2 separate regions of the Homo sapiens genome follow, and region 1 is linked to region 2. The links are chromatin loops, found by intact Hi-C in ENCODE. Cell type or tissue: dorsolateral prefrontal cortex. All regions are shown on one strand. Each heading gives the region's core, and the rest is flanking DNA. Links, peaks and the distances in the headings are about the cores only. Region 1 overlaps JARID2 (jumonji and AT-rich interaction domain containing 2). Region 2 overlaps JARID2 (jumonji and AT-rich interaction domain containing 2).

Evidence for each region. Peaks named below come from ENCODE experiments on the same cell type or tissue, not always from the same donor. Only the 100,000 strongest peaks of a DNase experiment are listed, where the experiment ranks them.
Region 1: a loop joins it to region 2, with 4 times the contacts of the local background. A loop is called at or near these places in 9 of 110 quality-filtered maps.

The regions. Positions count from the first base shown.
Region 1 is chr6:15,261,045-15,271,178 of GRCh38, reverse strand. All of the region lies in intron 1 of JARID2 (jumonji and AT-rich interaction domain containing 2), which reads right to left. Among named protein-coding and RNA genes, the nearest start is that of JARID2-AS1, 17 kb to the right of the region's middle. RefSeq lists enhancers at 1,579-2,136, 2,137-2,695, 2,696-3,253, 5,807-5,946, 5,952-6,461 and 1 more. In dorsolateral prefrontal cortex, for the core only: no CTCF peak of the experiment used is centred there; a DNase peak (open chromatin) is centred at 6,038; H3K4me3 peaks cover 1,414 bases; H3K27ac peaks cover 2,500 bases.
Region 2 is chr6:15,394,476-15,404,609 of GRCh38, reverse strand. All of the region lies in intron 2 of JARID2 (jumonji and AT-rich interaction domain containing 2), which reads right to left. Among named protein-coding and RNA genes, the nearest start is that of DTNBP1-AS1, 150 kb to the left of the region's middle. RefSeq lists enhancers at 1-248, 318-612, 1,472-1,972. In dorsolateral prefrontal cortex, for the core only: a CTCF peak has its summit at 4,442; DNase peaks (open chromatin) are centred at 3,789 and 4,429; H3K4me3 peaks cover 1,767 bases; H3K27ac peaks cover 2,244 bases.

The sequences.
Region 1 (10,134 bases), core at 5,058-7,557, 140 kb after region 2:
GAGAAAACAATCTCCAATCGGACAAGTATACAAAGTAGACAATAAATATTTGTAGAACTAAAATGAAATAAAATGAAAGGCTACAAACTTCTGAAAGACAAAAATCATAGCATTCTGGAGGGGAACTCTGTGTTCCCATCACACAATACTTGCAGCTAAGGAAAACAACTGTGGGAAAGCAAAGTGTGGGATTTGCCCAAGGTCCCACAGTTTTTTCTTTTCTCTCCTTTTTTTTTTTGAGAGGGAGCCTTGCTCTGTTGCCCAGGCTGGAGTGCAGTGGCAAGATCTCCGCTCACTGCAAGCTCTGCCTCCTGGGTTCATACCATTCTCCTGCCTCAGCCTCCCAAGTACCTGGGATTACAGGTGTGCACCACCATAATTTTTTCTATTTTTAGTAGAGACAGGGTTTCACCATGTGGCCCAGGCTAGTTTCAAACTCCTAGGCTCAAGTGATCTCCCCACCTTGACCTCCCAAAGTGCTGGGATTACAGGTGAAACCACCATGCATGGCCTCTGGTCAGCTTTTTCAAGGCAGAGCAAGAACCTAAAGGAAATGCCAACACCTTAATAACACAGTCACTGCTAAGTCCAAAGGTAGAGTTTCAAGTTCTGGTAACCTGACATGACTCGCAATCATAACCCTTCCTAAATAAAGTACCCATTCTATGCCTGTAAAATGAGGGCAAGGGATTGCAGCTACCTAACCAATAGGATCAAATACATGAAGACCAAGAAAAACCCTGAGCAGGCCAGGTGCAGTGGCTCGTGCCTGTAATCCCAGCACTTTGGGAGGCCAAGGCGGGTGGATCACCTGAGGTCAGGAGTTCGGGACCAGCCTGACCAACATGGAGAAACCCTGTCTCTACTAAAAATACCAAATTAGCCAGGTGTGGTGGCAAATGCCTGTAATCCCAGCTACTCCGGAGGCTGAGGCAGGAGAATCGCGTGAACCCAGGAGGTGGAGGCTGCAGTGAGCCAAGATCACACCATTGCTCTCCAGCCTGGGCAACATGAGTGAAAGTCCATCAAAGACGGAAGGACGGACGGACAGATGGACGGACTGAAGGAAGGAAGGAAGGATCGACCCTGAGGCAAATCATTTCATCAGTTACAAGTGCTAGGATCTACAGAAAGACTAAGAAATGAGTATGTTCCCTTTGTATACAACCCTTGTGTTAATATTCTTTATGAAAAAACAAAAAACCTCTACCAATGTCTGCATATAATTACTCAGGAAAGAAATGACAAGGTTGCAGCGAAGCTAACCAATTTCCCAGCAAAACTCAACTTGAGACCATGTTTACCAATCTTCAGTCTGTCAAGTAAATTCTAAGTATCCTTCCTGGGGATCCCATCCAAGTCACTTCTGGACTCTGTGGTCTATATAGCCAGTAAAAACACTGCAGACATACATAAACACTGCCTGGATATTCTTTGCAAATGTTTGTAAAGGCTCCTAGACAAAGAAACTGGGCCAGGCAAGGTGGCTCACACCTGTAATCCCATCACTTTGGGAGGCTGAGGTGGGATGATTGAGGCTAGGAGTTCATACCCAACCTGGGAAACAATGCTAGACCCCATCTCTACCAAAAAAAAAAAAAAAAAATTTTAAAATAGCCATCTCTACAAAAAAAAATTAAAAATTAGCCAAGTGTGGTGTCATGCACCTGTGGTCCCAGCTACTAGGGGGTGGGGCAGGGAAGGCAGGAGGATCTCTTGAGCCCAAGAGTTCAAGGATGCAGTAATAAGCTGTGATCACACCACCACACGCCAGCCTGGGCAACAGACCCTGTCTCTTAAAATAAAATGTAAAAAATGCTGAAGGTTCAAATACTATTGAAAGATTAAAAATCCAACTTTAGGAGGCAGTTATCGAGTCAGAAACTTCTTTCCGCCCCCCCCAACAAGAATGCTCACAGCCCAGTGGCCTGGTCTAGGGACTAAGGGTGGAGCACAGGGAACAGGGCACTCAGATTAGGAGGTTTTACAGAGGCCTGGGAGGAGACAGAAAGCTATTTAACGGTTTTCCTCCTCCCTCAAGAAAGGGGCAACTACCTCACCACTGGCAAGCATTTTGAGGCCACCAAAGACATGATGGTTCAGCACATCTTTTGATAAATTCTAGGACATTCCCCAAGCACACACCAGACAAGTAGGCCTTTAAATTTCCTAACGAGAAACAGGCACTGGCATTTCCTACCTTGCCTGCCATGGGCACACGCACACGCCTGACTTTAAGAGGTTTAACAAAAGAGTTAGAGCCCCGAACTTCCTTGACTTTAATTAAACTTGGCTTCCACTTCTGAAAAATCCTGAAGTTTTTATTTTGTTCTGTAGTCTCACTAATGCTTTTAAATGAGAGATGCTGTGAAAAGGAAAAGCAAATTCTTTGCAGCTGCGTGTGAGCATTCTGCCAACTGAAGCACAGGAAGAAGCTCTCCCATGTTAAAAATTTCCAACTGGGAGATTTACAAAACAGCAGGGGAGGATGGATGGGGCAGAGGGAGACGTGTGCATGTGAAAGAGCTGCAAAAAGCTCCCTTTTTTGTGTTCAAGTCCCAGAGGCCTTCGGAGGCTTGTCATGCTTCAGCGATTGCCACCCCCTCCCATTTTACACCCCTTCCAAAGCCACCGTCCTTTCCATCCAGGCTTTCGGATATAAGTACACATTCTGCAGAACCACTTCTTAGCTGTTCCTTTATTTTACCCCCATCTCCCCAGGCCGCCCCAACACTCATTCTGCCATAACTGGATAATGGAAAGAAGCTTAACAGGGAGGTAGCAACCATTTCCCTCTGACTAAATGAAGTCCTGGCGTTAAGCTGCACTCCTCAGGAGGAAATGACAAGCATTTTGGCAAATGAACTTTTTTGTTTTCTATTAGCAGCAGCAAGATATCCACTGTTGACAACAGCAAAAGTTCACAAAGATAAGCTTCTAGGCTGTGTTTTTAAAGCTCTTCGGAAAATCTAGCTCTACCCTTACGAAAAGCCAATTTGGTCAAAAATGCTGTCAGAAGGGTTTGGAGGTTTGGTTTTAAATTTCCATATTAAGTGATGGGGTTTGGTCTTTTCAGAGAAGGAAAGAGTCACCACACTATCACAATTTCTAGGAAGCAGGCATGCACATTAGGTATGGTGTCCCACTGTCGTCCATCACCTATCCCCTGTTCTGGGGTGTGGGGTTGTCCATACTATTAACCGATCCCCGCCGCAGTTAAGCCTTAGGAGTTGCAACCCCACAGCATCCTCGGGGGCTGCTGATGTACACTTCATGGAACCAACTTTCTTCTTACTAAATCCTCCGCTGAATGCAGTTTTTTCTCAGGGCCCCAAGCAACACAAACACATCCTCAGGAGTGCAGGTAAAATATAAACCCTCTGGGGATCAGCATGCACACCACCCAAAAACCCCCTACTGCATATCTACAGAGGTGCACAGTAACAAAGCACTGGCAGACAGACAGGAAGCACTCCATAAGGTCCTCGGGAACGCAACCATTGAGTTCGCGCGTCACACCGGACTTCTGAAGACAGGACAGCCAAAAAATATCCTTCATAAGGAGTTAATGCCATGGCTTGAAACAGTCAACCAGAAAATTCACTAGAACCAGCTTACTCCATTCCCAGAGCATTCAGAGTCTGTCTACATGTTACTATAATTTGAAACCTGATTCTAAGAACATCCTTGTACCTAGGCCATTTCACAACTGATGCTCTTGCAGAAGGTATCGGTTCCCTCCTGGGCACCTACTGCTGTTTATAACCAGTTGGTTAGGCTTCAGGATCCTTTCCTGGTGGTTGCTGACATGCCTTTTGCTGCCCCTCAAGCAGATCTTTGAGCTATCTCTATGTAGATAAAAGGAAAGGCCTCACTCTGTCTTATGTCAGATACTGATAAGCCGCTTTAAGATTTTCTTTTTCATGGGAGTGGGAGAATAGTTTAGGAGAGTAAGAGAATAACACTCCAGGAAGCCCAGGGTCTCTTTGGACACTGTGTTCAGAGTTTCAGAGTGTTGAATTCACCATCTCTCCCCACAGCCAAAGAAGACAACTTAACTGTTTGCCATCCAGTAAGTTGCAATATGTCAGCATTAACCCAAACCCTCGATCACGCAGCTAGAAGCAATACTAATATACAGGTGGAAGAGAATGCCTACAATGAAAGGGGCACAGTTGTGCCTATTAGAGCACCTAATCTCCACTCAGGGACGCACGTGCACCCCACATTACAATGGAGAACACTGAGAATTTAAACCACGGCCTGGTGATCCTCCTGGACATGCAGCTAATAAGTGGCTGAGGGACAACCAGTGGTCAGCTGGCGCCCTGATTGTTATTACAGCAGTGCATTTTCTAGGAGGCAGGCCACTGGCGAGGTCTCCTGGGGTCATGAGATGACTCTGACATGAAATAACAAACACACACAATCAGATATGCGTCCACAAAGCTGTTTCTCACCCTGCCCCCAAAAAATGTTTAAACATTGAGAGTGTAGAACTTTCAAGCTACCAAAAGAAAATGTTTTGCCTTAAAATGACAAAAAAGCAGAAGAAACTTTGATGAAAGATTCCTAAAACTCAAAATATACTACAAACACCCTAGCCAGGAGAAACACGTTGAGCAACGGAAGTGCAACCAAGCGCTGCTAGGCTGACAACAATGACCATGAAACTGCTGTTTCCTTATGAGGCCCTGCAAATTAGTCCTTCCCCCAGCGGGAGAGGATATGGAGCTCACGGTTTGCTATTTTCCTTTTCATTACTACTATTCCAGGGTGCAGGTAAGAAAGAGAAAGAGAAGGAATTTGGGAAGACGTTAAGAAGTAAAACTCTAAACTATTACTTATGTTGTTTGCTCTCTGTTGGAAGATCATTGTAACTAATAGTTAAAATATACTTGGCAGAGACCGTGCTAAAAAGCTCTTTAAAAGAGGGGCCATACAAGGATCCCCAAACTCTGCTTAATCAGTACCAACACCACAGGAGATTCATCGGACACACTTGTCTTCCTGGGCTCCAGAGACTTCCTAAGGTAAAATGGGAAGACACAAATGTCTCCAGGAGAGCATATGTGACAGTTCTTTGAGAGAAAGCTGATCAGTATTGACCTTTAATTTGGAGACACTAAGCCTCGTGCCATCTCTTTTATGAATATGAGAGAGCACTTTGGGACCTTTTCCAGCTGGGAGGAAGGAAGCACAATTATTCACCCCCGTTGGCTAGGAGACCTGATGAGCTCCACTTTCAAAACCGTAACAGACCAGCCACCGCCCATGCCCTCCAGTTTCCATGAGGCAGAGACCCCTGAGTGGAGAAGGGGTCTGAATGTAAATGAGGGAGGGGCTGGGACAATCCCACACTATCCTGTGAATGACCATGATGCTGGTCCCAGATTCCTGCTTGCCCAGTCCAAAAGCAAGTGAACATGCTGCCCGGGCTCATCAGGTCCCTGGGGAAGAGGGTCACCTTACACTGTTAAGACAGCATTCACGGAGAGCCCTGCAGAATACTCCTTAATTGCCTGGAAAGTGACCTGTCCAATGGGGCTTTCCTGGCTTCTTGGCTGCCAGCCAAGAAGTAGCCTTAACTTCTGTACCCATGGGGAGAGATGAGGGCAAGTCCCAAAGCAGTATCACTTCACAAAATAAATCTCACAGAGCCAAATCTGGAATGTTACTGCACAGATATTTGAAATCCCAGCTGACAGTCCTATACCTATTTGGGGCTGGGAGGATGATTAAGGCTTTAAATCTCAATTACACTTATGGAACTCTAAATGACTGCGTGGTTTTTTTTTGTTTTTTTTTTTTTAATGCAAACCTAAGTTTGGGATGCAGAACTACAGAGACAAGAACTCAGCAAGCACCCCCACTTCCTCCAAAGAGTAGTCAAGTCCCACAGCACAGCCCGGAGCAGTAGCTGTTAAAAGACAAGGGCTGGGCTGGATCCGGCCAACATTACAAGGACAACCAACTGGTCTCATTCCTTAGTCTTGTGCTTTTAAAGGGCAGACGATGTGCCAACTATTTTAAAGCTCCAACACACTAATTCTGTAAACAATAATAGCTACAGCCTGCACACTGCGCACTGGAATGGATTCCTCAACTTGGCCTCATCACTTATGCAGCTGATGAAACAAACACTGACAGCTTTTTTGCATTTGTAAAGGCCCCACAGCAGCTGTGGTGATCCCACCATAGAGCAATGAATTAAGCCTGAAACCCAGCTGGGTCTGAACAGAAGCCTTTTTTGCACAATACAGCAAGACTATCATTGTTAACCTAGGCATTATTGGGAAATATTCTGCATTACATTATAGGGCAGTTCTAACTCAATTCTTAAAATTAGCTCTAATAAGCAATTTTAGTAGGAGGGATGTGGCGTTAGCCTTTGAAAGGCACAAGTATGTGTATAGGTTATAGGTACACCACATAAAAGCGGCCCGGCAGAACACAGATTTCCAGTTAAACAATGCAAAGTTTAAAATATTAACTCCTTCTTAGATATTCTCTCTCTCTCTCTATCTCTCTCTCTCTCACACACACACACACACACACACACACACTCACACCTACCTTCTAAACTGAGGTGGGTGTCTAAACTAGTAAATTCTTGGCTACTTGGCCACTGCAGAGAAAAATATTGAATATAGCTGTCAGGGCTCCTGTTAGTAAGCCAAACTAATGACCTGAGCACAGGAGTCAATTTGGAACAGAAAACCATACCAGAAAAACTGGAGTGTGAGAAGCATGATTAATACCATTAGTAAAGAATTTTTTGACAATGACCTTGAGCACTATGAAATAAATAAGATTCCAAATACTGATTAATACCATCAGTAAAGAATTTTTTGACAATGAACCTGAGGACTATGTAATAAACAAGATTCCAAATACTGACGGACACACTGGTGTTTACAGGCTTCTTATCATCAGGAAGTTCTAGGAAGGCAAAGACACCCACACCAAGACATGTGCTCCTACAGAATCGGAACACGCACTCTCTGCTTCACAAAATGCTTCTCAATACCACTAGGCCACATGACATTTGCAGTCCCCACCATCCACTTCTCTTATGTTGCCTTACAGTTTTTCTAACAATTAAAAATTGCCTGAAATTAGCCAGGCATGGTGAAGCGCAGCTCTAGTCCCAGCTACTTGGGAGGGTGAGGTGGGAGGATCGCTTGAGCCCAGGAAGGTTAAGGCTGCAGTGAGCTGCGTTCACGTCACGGCACTCCAGTTTGGGTAACACAGCGACACCCTGTATCTAAAAAATAAAAATTGCCAGCCGGGCACGGTGGCTCACGCCTGTAATCCCAGCATTTTGGGAGGCCGAGGCAGGCAGATCACCTGAGGTCAGGAGTTTGAGACCAGCCTGGCCAACAAGGTGAAACCCTGTATCTACTAAAAATACAAAAATTAGCCAGGCGTGGTGGCGGGTGCCTGTAATCCTGGCTACTCTGGAGGCTGAGGCAGGAGAATCACTTGAATCCGGAAGGCGGAGGTTGCAATGAGTGGAGATCGCGCCACTGCACTCCAGCCTGGGCGACAAAGTGAGACTCTGTCTCAAAAAAAAAAAAAAAAAAATTGTCTGACTCTAGTTAAGGACCAATCTCAACAATTTCACACCAACTTGGGGAAAATAAATCTAGTAAATTCAGAGAAATCAAAAGAATACAGTAACATCCCTCCTCCTTTGAAGAACTCCTATTTCTTAATGGAGTTCATTACGAAGGGTAGTTTTTCAAAGAAAAATAAAAACCATTTTTGGTTCAGCAGGCTTGGAAGGAGAAGAAAATCAGGGATAATTTCTAGGTCATTCTACTCCCCATAGTCCTCTGCCAAAGAATGCTGACAGAGGTAACCACAAGAAAGTCAAAACCTAAGGTAATGCAGGAAATCTGAAGTCCCACCATCAAGCCACTGGAGCATATGATTCCAGCACAAGCACGTGTGACCAGTGTTTACGGTTTGCAAAGGGGTAGAGGAAATGAGACCACTCTTGGCCACCCACAGTGACATGGAGAGTGACAGGCAGTAAGGAAAATGAGGACCCCTACCACACACACACACACACACACACACACACACACACACACACACAAACACACACCCTCCAAAGGGCAAGCTAGAGCCCCAGAAGGGGAGGGCACAGCATAGGACTCTGCTGAACAGAGCACATCACTTCAGAGGCATGAACTGAAACACAGCTTAATGACAGAAAATAAATTTAGTAGTAATACGTATAAGCACGCTTTTCTAACAAGGTATTCCAAGAGAAATGCAAACAAATCCACACAAAAACCTCCACACAAACGTTCACCGCAGCATTGTTCAAAATAGCCAAACGGGCCGGGCACGGTGGCTCACGCCTATAAATCCCAGCACTTTGGGTGGCCGAGGCGGGTGGATCATGAGTTCAAGACTAGCCTGGCCATCGTGGTGAAACCCCGTCTCTACTAAGAATACAAAAATTAGCCGGGCGTGGTGGCGCACACCTGTAATCCCAGCTACTCGGAAGGCTGAGGCAAGAGAATTGCTTGAACAGGGACCCGGAAGTGGAGGTTGCAGTGAGCCAAGATTGCGCCACTGCACTCCAGCCTGGGCTAGAGTGAGACTCCATCTCAAAAAAAAAAAAAAAAAAATAGCCAAACCATAGAAACAACTCAAATGTCCATCAGCTGATGACTGGATACACAAAGCATGATACATCCATACAATGGAATGTTATTCAGCCACAAAAAGGAATGAAGTACTGATACACACTCCAGCATGAATTTTAGAAACATAATTTTAAAAGACACAAGACACAAAGTCCACATATTATATGATTCCATTCACATGGAATATCCAGAATAAGCAAAAGCACAAAGACAGAAAATGATTCGTAGGTGTAAGAGGCTGGAAGAACTGGGGTGAAGATCACTTGAGGCCAGGAGTTTAAGACCCACCGAGGAAACACAGCGAAACCCCACCTCTATAAAAATTTTAAAATAAGAAAATTAACAGGCAAAAAAAAAAAAAAGGCATGAGATTCTTCATTTATACATACCTTTTCCATGTCAGTGCCTACTCAGACAAAGTCAAAACCATCCCCTGGGCCGGGCGCGGTGGCTCACGCCTATAATCCCAGCACTTTCGGAGGTTGAGGCAGGCGGATCACAAGGTCAGGAGTTTGAAACCAGCCTGACCTGCACGGTGAAACCCCGCCTCTACTAAAAATACAAAAAATTAGCCGGGCATGGTGGCGCGCGCCTGTAGTCCCAGCTACTTGGGAGGCTGAGGCAGAATTGCTTGAACCAGGGAGGTGGAGGTCGTGGTGAGCCAAGATTGCGCCACTGCACTACAGCCTGGGTGACAGAGCAAGGCTCCATCTCAAAAAAAAAAAAAAAAATCCCTGAATTTGTATATAAGGTATACAATATACAGTAGGACGTAGTAGGGAGTACAAAAGTAAATTCAGTATTCCTTATCAACTTTAGAAATCTTTTAACACTCAGCAAGGAGGATTACTTGCTGCTGATGGCAGAAACCACATTCCTTAGAAGAGAAAACACCAGGCCGGGCGGGGTGGCTCACGCCTGTAATCCCAGCACTTTGGGAGGCCAAGGCGGGCAGATCACAACGTCAAGAGATGGAGACCATCCTGGCAAACTAACATGGTGAAACCCTGTCTCTACAAAAAACACAAAATTTAGGTGGGTGTCGTGGCGCACGCCTGTAGTCCCAGCCACTTGGGAGGCTGAGGCAAGAGAAGCGCTTGAACCTGGGAGGTAGAGGTTGTTGCAGTGAGCCAAGATAGCGCCACTGCACTCCAGCCCAGGCCACAGAGCAAGACTCCGTCTCAAAAAAAAAAAAAAAAAAAAAGAAGAAGAAGAAAAAACACCATCCAAGGCCTTCATAGACCGTATATAATGCCTGTCCTGAAAAACAAGCTGTTAATGCCTGAGCAAAGTGACATCGTCCTTTCTTTATTGGGATGACCTCCATGTACAAAGGGAGTAGTAATAGGACTCTTCTTACCATTAAGGTCTTCATTTGTATTAAAGAACTGTAAGCAAACAATGTTTGGCTGTAAAAGCTTTGCAAGTCAAAGATAATGGCCTTCCTTGGTAAACTGACTGTTCTTTATAA
Region 2 (10,134 bases), core at 3,181-5,680:
CATCCAAAGACAGCTTTCATTTTCAGCAGCAATTTCTGTGTGTGTGTGTGTGTGTGTGTGTGTGTGTGTGTGTGTGTGTGTGTGTGTGTGCACTTTAAGATGATAGAAAAATTATAAAAGCAGCCCCCATGGCTGAGGTAGGGCCCTCTCTGAGGTCATCAGAATGCATGGTTTGCTGCCATTGATAGTGAAAAATAAATGTTATGTTCACTCAAGTTTTGCAAAGAGAAAAAAAAATGAATTGCTTTTTAAGCAGGGTAGGCATTCCGATGCCAGGGCAGATTTGGCTTTGGGCCTGCTTGGCATGGTCAATATGAACATGGAGTTTGCCCATCACTGTACACATGCAGGTCAGCATGTGAAGCTTCCAATGGAGCACAGAGCTCCAGGGAGAGGGGCGAGCAGGGCACAGGGTCTGCAGAGCACAGCCCAGGCTTGTCCACTGACTTGCTCACCAGATCAACACACTGGTGTGACTGAGAACAAATGCCAAGTCATGAGGCAGGATGTCGGTGGCACACTTGTGGTCAACGAGGCACAAATGAAAGTGGTTTCATACCTCGGCTTATGGAAAATAATTATCCCTTTCCCTTATGAGACCAGCCCCTGAGCCGACTAGGGCTCCCCTTTGTCTACTGTCAAATCAGCTATGGAGATTTCCCATTCCGGTCAAGAAAAGACAATCCAAAAACACCCCCACCCATCACTACTTAAAACAGTCCCAAGATTTGGAGGCAGGAATGGGGAGGATGAATAGGTGGACGCGGGGGACATATTTTTGTTATATTTAACCCCTGCAAAAACAGATGTAAATACTGATTTGTAAATCAACAATCTCACAAGAGCTCTCTCACCACCACCAGAATCCGCCCCCACGACACACCTTCAACAATCTACACCTCTTTTGCATGCACAATTTTTTGAGAAAGCGTTAGATACTAAGACCTGACACAGTGTTCATTATTAACATGGAAAAGTTGGGTCACTGGGTAGATAAGGAAAATGTCTGACTCTATCCTTTTTTTCCTATTTCAGAAACAAGTAAATGACTCTTTGAGAAAGATAGGACCCTGGGCCCCAGAAGGCAATAAACGCCTTGAGCTACAAAGGAACAAACCCAGCAGATATCTCCTATTTCCTCAGAGGAAGAGGTAAGCAGAACACTGCTACTACTAGAATGGGCCCCATTCTGGCTCTCTAGACCCCAAATGAGTAAGAACCACCAAAAGACAAAAGATCTCCCCTTCGTACATCCTAACCAACAATCCCAGGGGGACAGAAAACACTGCTCACTGAAAGGCTCCAACAAAAATAAATAAAAATAGACAACAAGGCTGACAGTTTAACTTTATTCAACACAAAACCTCTCACAAAAACAAAGAGCCGTGATCTTCATGAAAGATTTCCCAAACAGACCAGAAGCTATTTAAACTCTGATGATCACCACTGTGAACATAAATGTACTGCTCATTTTGGCACAACTCCCTGTTACTTCTTTGGGGCAAGGGCTCATCCTCCCCACTCTCTTCCCCTCTTCACTCCTTCTTCATCCTTAATATGACCTTTATAACAATCAGAACAAGTACAGTACCTAGAATAATAATAATGACTGAATTATAAACACCCACGATGCTCTACAATCGGCAGTTCTAGTTTTGTGTCCAATCCCATGACTACTCTATCCCAGGCCGTAACTGCTCTGGGTCCACACTTCATTTCAACACCCTTTTAATTTTACACTGACAACCCAGTCAAACACACACCCACCAGACAACCCAGTTATAAATACGCACCAAAATATAAATCCCTGGAATCCCCTAGGATATGCAACTCGAGCTTCTATCAGCTCATGAAAAGAATTCCACACCACAGAGGGCCCAGAACTGACCACCTCCAAGGTCAAAAGCCGCCTACAGAAGAAAACTGACTCAAGGCGACAGTGGGCTTAGGCTGATGTGTAACCATGAGCGGCAGAACAATGGCATCACTGCAGAGCAAGGGAACTCAGTCACATGAAGGAGACGGAAACACAAGGGCATTTTTTTTTGAGATTTTTTCTAAGACAGATAAATGGGCCCAACATGTGGAAAGTCTTGTGTTCAGATAAACTAACAGGCCCAAATTTGATTTCTCATCTCACAGAATTTGCACTTCTCAAAGGGAGATGTCCATGAACACAGCATGTTCACAGATAGCTAATGATATTCTTCTACCTTCAAGTAATTACAAGTGTGTATGTACTTAGGTCTCTAAAGCTTCCTATCATCTTTACCCCACAAATGTAAGGTACCAAAAGAAACCAGGTATCCAATTTGAGCCAGGCTCTCCAAAGATAAGCAAAGCTGCTGCTTTAACTCGATCGACAAGTGCCATAAAGTTATCGGTTTGTGTACTAATCTGTAATGATAAATGGGCAAAGCTCCACAAACTTTGTGTCCTGACTGACACCATAATTTGTAGATAAATAAACAGCCACACCCTTTGCCCTGAAACCTCTCTGGGCTGCCTTCATTCCCTAGGATAAAAGGAATCTCTTGGAAGTTCTAAGTTCTGTTTTCTTTGTAGCATGACTAGGAGGGACAGTAGTTCCCCTGTTTCCTTATTACCTCACTCACATATCAAGAAATCAACTGCCCTCCTACTTTTCAAATGAATATATTCAGAGAGGATTAAGTAGTCCATTCAAAGTAAAAAAAAAAAAAAAAAAAAAACTGCTGACAACAAATAACTTCAGAAAGGCCTACTGCCTCCCAGAGCAGCATTCTTTCCACTACTGAAATATAATGAATGGAAGCAGTACAGAAAGCAGCACTATAGGAATGTGGCCATGGAATCTGCTAAGATTTGAGGCACCAAACATTGAAGGTTCCTGAAATTCATCTGTGTTTACAGACAGTAATACAGACATGAATTAATGCACGAAATTCGGGAGAAGAATCAAGAGCACTCGAAGTTTAAAGGTCTCAATCCAGAACCACTTCAGGTCTCAGGATCTATTTGCATGCCTCAGTTTCCTCCATCTTTCAAGGAAAGATGATGGAGGAAGAAAAAGAAAGGATTAATGGAAATGAAAGCAAACATGCTGTTTATGAAGGAAACCAGAGCTATGGTGAGGATGAACTAATTAACTTTAATCAAACATTTATTTTTAAATGCTGGGAAATGATCAGATAAATTGGTAATAAAATAAAAGGGACCAGCTATAGCTGGATGGCATTCAGTCTCCAGAGAAATGTCTAAAGTCATACAAGCCTGATTGAAACTGCAGCTTTGGCCAAAATGGTCAACAGAGCTTAATGCTTTAAGAGCGACATTAATTCTCTCTTGTAAATTTCCACAGTGCCTTTGCAGGAGCCACCATTGCCCCTAGGGAGGATATCAAAGCTAAAAGAATATTAATATTAAGCAAATTGCAACACTTTTTACATAGTCTCTCATATATATATATATATATAGCACCTTGCCATCCACAATGGATTTAATCAGGACCCCAGCAGGGAAACCCACAAAGGCCTATTTCTCCAACAAAAGCCATACCAGCCTGAAACAAATCTAGAGCTATTTGGTTTGTCTTTTATTTATAGGAACAGACCTTCTATCCCAGGTTCCTCAAGATAAGCCACCAAAAACTGCACCTGACAGACCCGTGGAGCAGCCATCCTCAGAGCCGGATCATTGCAGAGAGACAGAGAGGAAGAAGGACAGAGGGAGGGAGGGAGGAAGAGCGCAGTGAGGCAGGCTCCGGAGCACTTGTCAACAATCCTCCCCTGTACGTAATAAGCAAGCGGCAGTGCAGATTCCGCGCGGCAATAGGACGGCCAGAACAGCAATGGGGCCGAGGGGGAGGGGAGGCAGCCAGGAGAGAAGGTTATTTATGTGCAAGGGAGGGAATCGAACACCAAAGAGGAGGGGTCTCCGGCTGGCTCCCCCCACCCTGATAAATTAAAATGAGAAAAAGGAAAAGAGTCACTAGCTTTTCATCCTGCCATTTCCCCAACCTGCAATGCAGACAAATCCGAAGTATAGAATTTCTGACATATGGGGGGAGGGGGACATTCACAGTTTAATTGTGCACACTTTTGTGTCCCCAGCCGGTCAGATGCCCCCACCCCATTGCCAAGCACACCCCACCCCCACAGACAGCGGACTCCAGGGCGCAGTTTCAATGGCATCCCTTTTTAATATCATAATCTGTGTCATTCAGCACTTGCCTTTTATTTATTTTTATTTGTTTTTTTGGCTGGGAAACCTGGGCAGCTCTCCAGACAGACTGCAGAAATCTCTTTCCACATGCTCCTCCTCCAGCCCGCCCTCCCCCTTACTCTGATTCCAGCTTCCACGGAGCCTCATTACTTATGAAGTGACCGCATGGGCCACCGCTGCCCCCACCAACAACAGAGGGGCACCCCTCCCCCTGCCCTGCGCAGGCCCCTCCCCGAGGCACATAAATTGATCTAATCTAATCAAACAGAAGCTGTTTTCTCTCATTGTTTCTTGAGGATCTTTCACAGAACTGGCTCTGTGGTCTGGCAGCTGCTGGGAGGGGTGAAAAAGGCAGGAGTCCAACTGAGGGCTGGCCAGCTCCCTGGCCTCAGACAACTGGAGTACACATCTCCTTTCATATGTTATAGCTTTTTGATTTTTAAAGTCAATTTTCTTGAAGCCTTTCTTTGAACTTCAACCAGCAATGATAATGTCCAAAACACATGCTCTCAACACTACCACATGCTTCTCTTCATGCCCTTCCAATGGGAGGAAGATGGTGGCCAAGTCCACATGGCACTGGAAGTTTTCCTCAGATGCATCCAGAGGAAATGGAAACATGCCTTACTAATACTTTCAGTTTCTTCTTTCCTAGTTGTGGAACCATCTAACGAGGACCTTCTGGGTTCTAATACTTCACACACAGTAACTTATTTATACCTCACAAAAACCCTGAAGGTAGATGTCAACTTTGCTCAGGAGTGAAGTCACCCAGGCTAGCGGGTATTCTCTCCACAATGGCCAACTCTTGTTTCCTAAATAATTAAAGCTCATGAACATGCCACAACTTCTTACATCAAAAATATATAAACATAAATATATATATACATGTACATAAACACACACACACACACAGACATCACGAAGGTAGATGATGGTCCTCCTTAGTGTCTAGTTGATATCCACCACTTTAAAATCATAATTATACATAGGGCCTCAGAGATACTCTACTACAATTCCCCCACTTCATAGATGATGAAACTGTGGCTAAAAACAAGTTTGTCTCTTAGCAAAGGTCACAGAGGTAGCTCCTATGTCTCAACAGACAGGAGGCTATCCGAGAACCCAGTGGCACTGGGGAAGAAGGGGTGGGGTAACCTCAATATACAATTCCCTACAGAACATAGAAGGCTGGAGAAGAGGTGCTCTCCAATGGCTGCCAGGGTGAGCCCCCAGAGCAGACCCTTATTTAGTGCTCTACAGTGCAGCACGTTCCTGTTAACAGTGAACAAGTGTTTGGAATGCACCCCACTACAGCGTAAGTCATACAGAGTCAATTAAAGGACATTCGGGGGATGACTATTTGGCCTTTTTCCTCTTCCTTCTACTGGGACATGTCTTTTGGCTGCTTCAATGATCAACAGCACCCAAAGCAGAGAATTGGAAAGGAGACCTGAGGCAGATATTCTGATTATGCTAATTCTCAGCAAGGTTGGTAAGAAAAGTAGAAACGCCGAGACATAAACAGTTGGCCAGAAATGAAGTTTCAGAATCACGTATGATTAGTGGTTTTCCTGAACACCCCCAGTTCTGTCACTCAAACACTCAGAGTGCACACAGGCATCAGCACTAATAAAACACTATCTGCCCCTTTCCTATCTCCACTGCTTCCTCCTATTCTAGTCAATTAAAGAGAAACGGGTATTTAAATTTTAAGAAATAAGAAAAGCCTGACCATCGTCATTACTTCCTGATCATGCAGGCAATATTTCCTAAAACACAGTACATGCGAGTCAGTCCTGTGTCTGTCAGGCCAGGAAGGAGACTTAACAAAACTCTCCGTTGTAAATAGCCATAAGTTTTAGACTGTTTACATGAAATGTTGGTCCCCTACTAAAGAAGAAACATGCAAACTACCCTATTAGACTCACAGCATCCTCTGGAAGACCAAGAATAACACTAAGAAATGGATTCAATTTAGGAATAACAACACAACTTACAATATTTAAAGACAAGAAAGAGCAGAGGGCGGAAAGACTGGGGAAGAACTTTTCTTTGCTCCATCCATGTTCATTAATAGGCTGAAGGCACCACCATCTAAGTTTCAACAGTGAAATATCAGAGCAAGTCATAAATCTTAAACCAAAGTCCTCTGAATAATCAATCCACTTTAATTTTTAAGGATATAAAGAATATCTGTGAACCCGCTGCCAAACCAAACTACTCAAACATAACCTAAAGCCTTGCCTATGTGCTAACTTTTTAATATTATAACATAAACATATATAAATAGCATTTTGTTTCACTGCATTTGATTATAAACTTTACAAAACAGGTTCCAATGGGAATTGGGTTTTTTCCAACTCAACATCAAGTTACTAAGATCCATCCGTGGCCTTGCTTATTATATCGCTTGCCTATCCATTTTCATTATTACACAATGGAGTATTTATAATACTACACAACTGATGAATGGTAGGTATTCCACCATGATTCTCATGTCCAAGGGCATCTAAGGCGCTTCTAGTTTATTGCTATCATGAACCATGTTGCAATTCCTCTCTGCAAGTCTCCTGGAAATCATGCACTAGAGTTTCTCTTAGATAATATTTGGGACTGGAAGTGGTAGATATCCTTGGATATGCAAATGTTCAAATTTACAAGTTGAATGGCAAATCAGTTTCCAAAGCAGGTGTCAACTTTTGATTTTGCACCAGTAATGTTACCACTGGAATCTCAAAATGTTTAAAGACCTTCTATAACATGTCACAAGAGAGACCAAGGAACTCTACTAACTCTAATTCAGGAGAAGTCAGAATTTTCAGATGGGATCTCATATTCACAGTAATTCTATGCAGACACCCAGGTTCATGGCTGCCATCCACCTAATTATCACCTCAACCCCAAGACCAACCCCAGTTGGTGCCTTGGTATTTCAGTACCACGCTATTAATAATTTCCCCAAAACTACTAATCGCAAAGGAGGGGTAGGGTGGTGTGGATTGTCGTATGATAGAAGAGAGTACAAGGTTATGGTGCCAGAGAATTTCACATAATACAGAATTGTAATGATCATACAGCATCAGCCATGTATTTGTAATGATATTTCTGTGTTATATGGATGAAATTACGTAGTATTGACCATATCACATAGGGTGTGATAAAAATTAATGCAGAAAGGGGATCTACTGTGCTAATATTTGACTTTCAAAAACATCATTAAAGTGTGGGCACTCTGTGACAGCAGTATAGTAATAATAAATGTTACCTGTTGGAATTTTATTTAAATAAAAGTTAATACACTGGCACTATACCAACCAGAATTAGGTACACACACAGTCTGGCTTGAATGCTTTCCAAGAAGGCTTGGTAATTCCTGAAACACCAACAGTGCTGAACTTTGTAATGCATGTGGCTGGCCCGATAGCTAACATGTCAACAAGGCCACACTGTACAATTATAAAATAATACCAATAATTACAAGAACATAGTAGGGTGACCCGGACTGGGTGATGGTATGCAAACTCGTGAAACTAACTGGGTTGTTAAGGCTACAATTAAAGTAGTTGTTCCAATTCAGAAGCTATCAAAAAAGACAACACTGTAGCCCTCCTTATCCGGATTTTAGATTTCCAAGGTTTCAGTCAGCCATGGTCAACCAAGGTCTGAGAATATTAAATTTAAAAATCCCCAAAATAAACAATTCATAACTTTTAAATTGCACACCATTTTGTGTAGCATGCTGAAACCTTGAACTATCCTGCCCAGGACGTGAATGCTCTGCACTGTACAGTATTTATGTATAAGCAAAAAACACAGTATATACAGGGTTTGGTAATAGCGACAGTTTCAGGCATACACGGAGGGTATTGAAATGTATCACCCATGGATATGGGCGGACTACTGTATTCTACATGAATTTTTTAAATTAAAAAATACTGACTTATTTGATAAACACCTTGCACTAAAAACCTTAGTGGATCATAGTACACATAGCTATGATTAAGAATGATTAAGAAAAATCATAAGACTTCTGCCTCAGTTTCCTCACCTGTTAAACGGAAATAAGGACAACACTGGTGTTGGAGGCATTAATTACACAAGTAAAAGGGTTTGTGCTACACTGTAAACATACAGGGCTACCTACATGTATTCATGGTAATAAAACACTCAAATTTTGGTTCAATATATATTGTTGGCTTTTTGGCTGGAAAAAGAAACACATAATAAAATGTACTTAACATATTTGAAGGTGATCCGGTTAATGAATTTTAAAAGGTGAACACAGAAATAATGCCAAGTCAAACAACATGATCAACCTTTTTCAGAATATTTTGAAAACATTACTCAATAGTATAAAGTAAAATTGAACCAGAATCACAAAAAAGCTGTTTACCTACTTAGGAATAGTGAAGAAAGGAAAACTGTATATTAAAAGCACTGAGGCCACCTGCGGTGGCTCAAGCCTGTAATCCCAGCACTTAGGGAGGCCAAGGCGGGCAGGTCACAAGGTCAGGAGATTAAGACCATCCTGGCCAACATGATGAAACCCTGTCTCTACTAAAGTACAACAAATTAGCCAGGCATGGTGGTGCACACCTGTAGTCCCAGCTACTCGGGAGGCTGAGGCAGGGGAAGCACTTGCACCCAAGAGACAAACACTGCAGTGAGCTGAGATCTCGCCACTGCACTCCAGCCTGGTGACAGAGCTGGGAGCGGTGGCTCATGCCTGTAATCACAGCACTTTGGGAGGCCGATGTGGGCAGATTACCTGAGGTCAGGAGTTCGAGACCAGTCTGACCAACACGAAGAAATCCCATCTCTACTAAAAACACAAAATTAGGCCAAGCATGGTGGCTCACACCTGTAATCCCAGCACTTTGAGAGGCTGAGGCAGGTGGATCACAAGGTCAGGAGATCGAGACCATCCTGGCTAACACGATGAAATCCCATCTCTGCTAAAAATACAAAAACTTAGCCGGGCACAGTGGTGCACGCCTGTAGTCCCAACTACTCAGGACTCCCGGAGGTTGCGGTGAGCTGAGATCATACCACTGCACTCCAGCCTGGGCGACAAGAGCAAAAACTCCGTGCCCCCACCACCCCCCAAAAAAGCATTGAAACAAAGGGCTGATAGGTCAAAACTGAAGAGTGAGTAATCACCTTTTCGAATTTCTGACTCTGACAAAAGTAGTACTCTCATATGCTGCTAGTGTGATTAACTGATAAAATCTTTCAAAAGAGCAACCTGGAAATGGAGGTTAACAAATCTGTAATCCAGTAATTTCTAGAAATTAATACTAACAAACCAATAACAGAAGCAACGATTTGCTTCTAATAATTAGTTTGTTGGTTAATACAACAAATTAATGACAGAAGCAAAAATTTCTATGTAGCTTGTTTTAATTATTTTGTCGCTTCTTTGACTGGTTTAAATTCTATGTCCATTTCCAAAAAAAAAAAAAAAGGAATTATTCTACGTCGGTTTCCTGGGCCATGCAATAGACCGATTAGCAATGCTTTGGTTCTGAATTACTGCATGAAGCCGCTGGGGTAGCTGGGTTGAGTCCTGCATGTGTGGCAGCTGACACATTCTCTCCACTACTTGACCCTTGGAGCTTTGAGGCCTTTGCACATGCTGTTCCCTTTTCTGACTATTCTCTCCTCTGCCTAGAGAGCACCTGCTCCTCTTTCCATTTGACAGGTGTTATTCCAGTACAATTTCAAAACATACAAAGGTAACATTTACCAAACTGTCAGGTTTCTTCAAGAAGAAGATTTAGTCTTGTTCATCTTTTGTTTTGCTTTGAGACAGGGTCTTGCTCTGTGTCCCACGCTGCAGTCAAGTAGCGCAATCTAGGTTCACTACAGCGTCGACCTTCCGGGCTCAACCAATCCTCCCACCTCAACCTCCCAAGTAGCTGTACTACA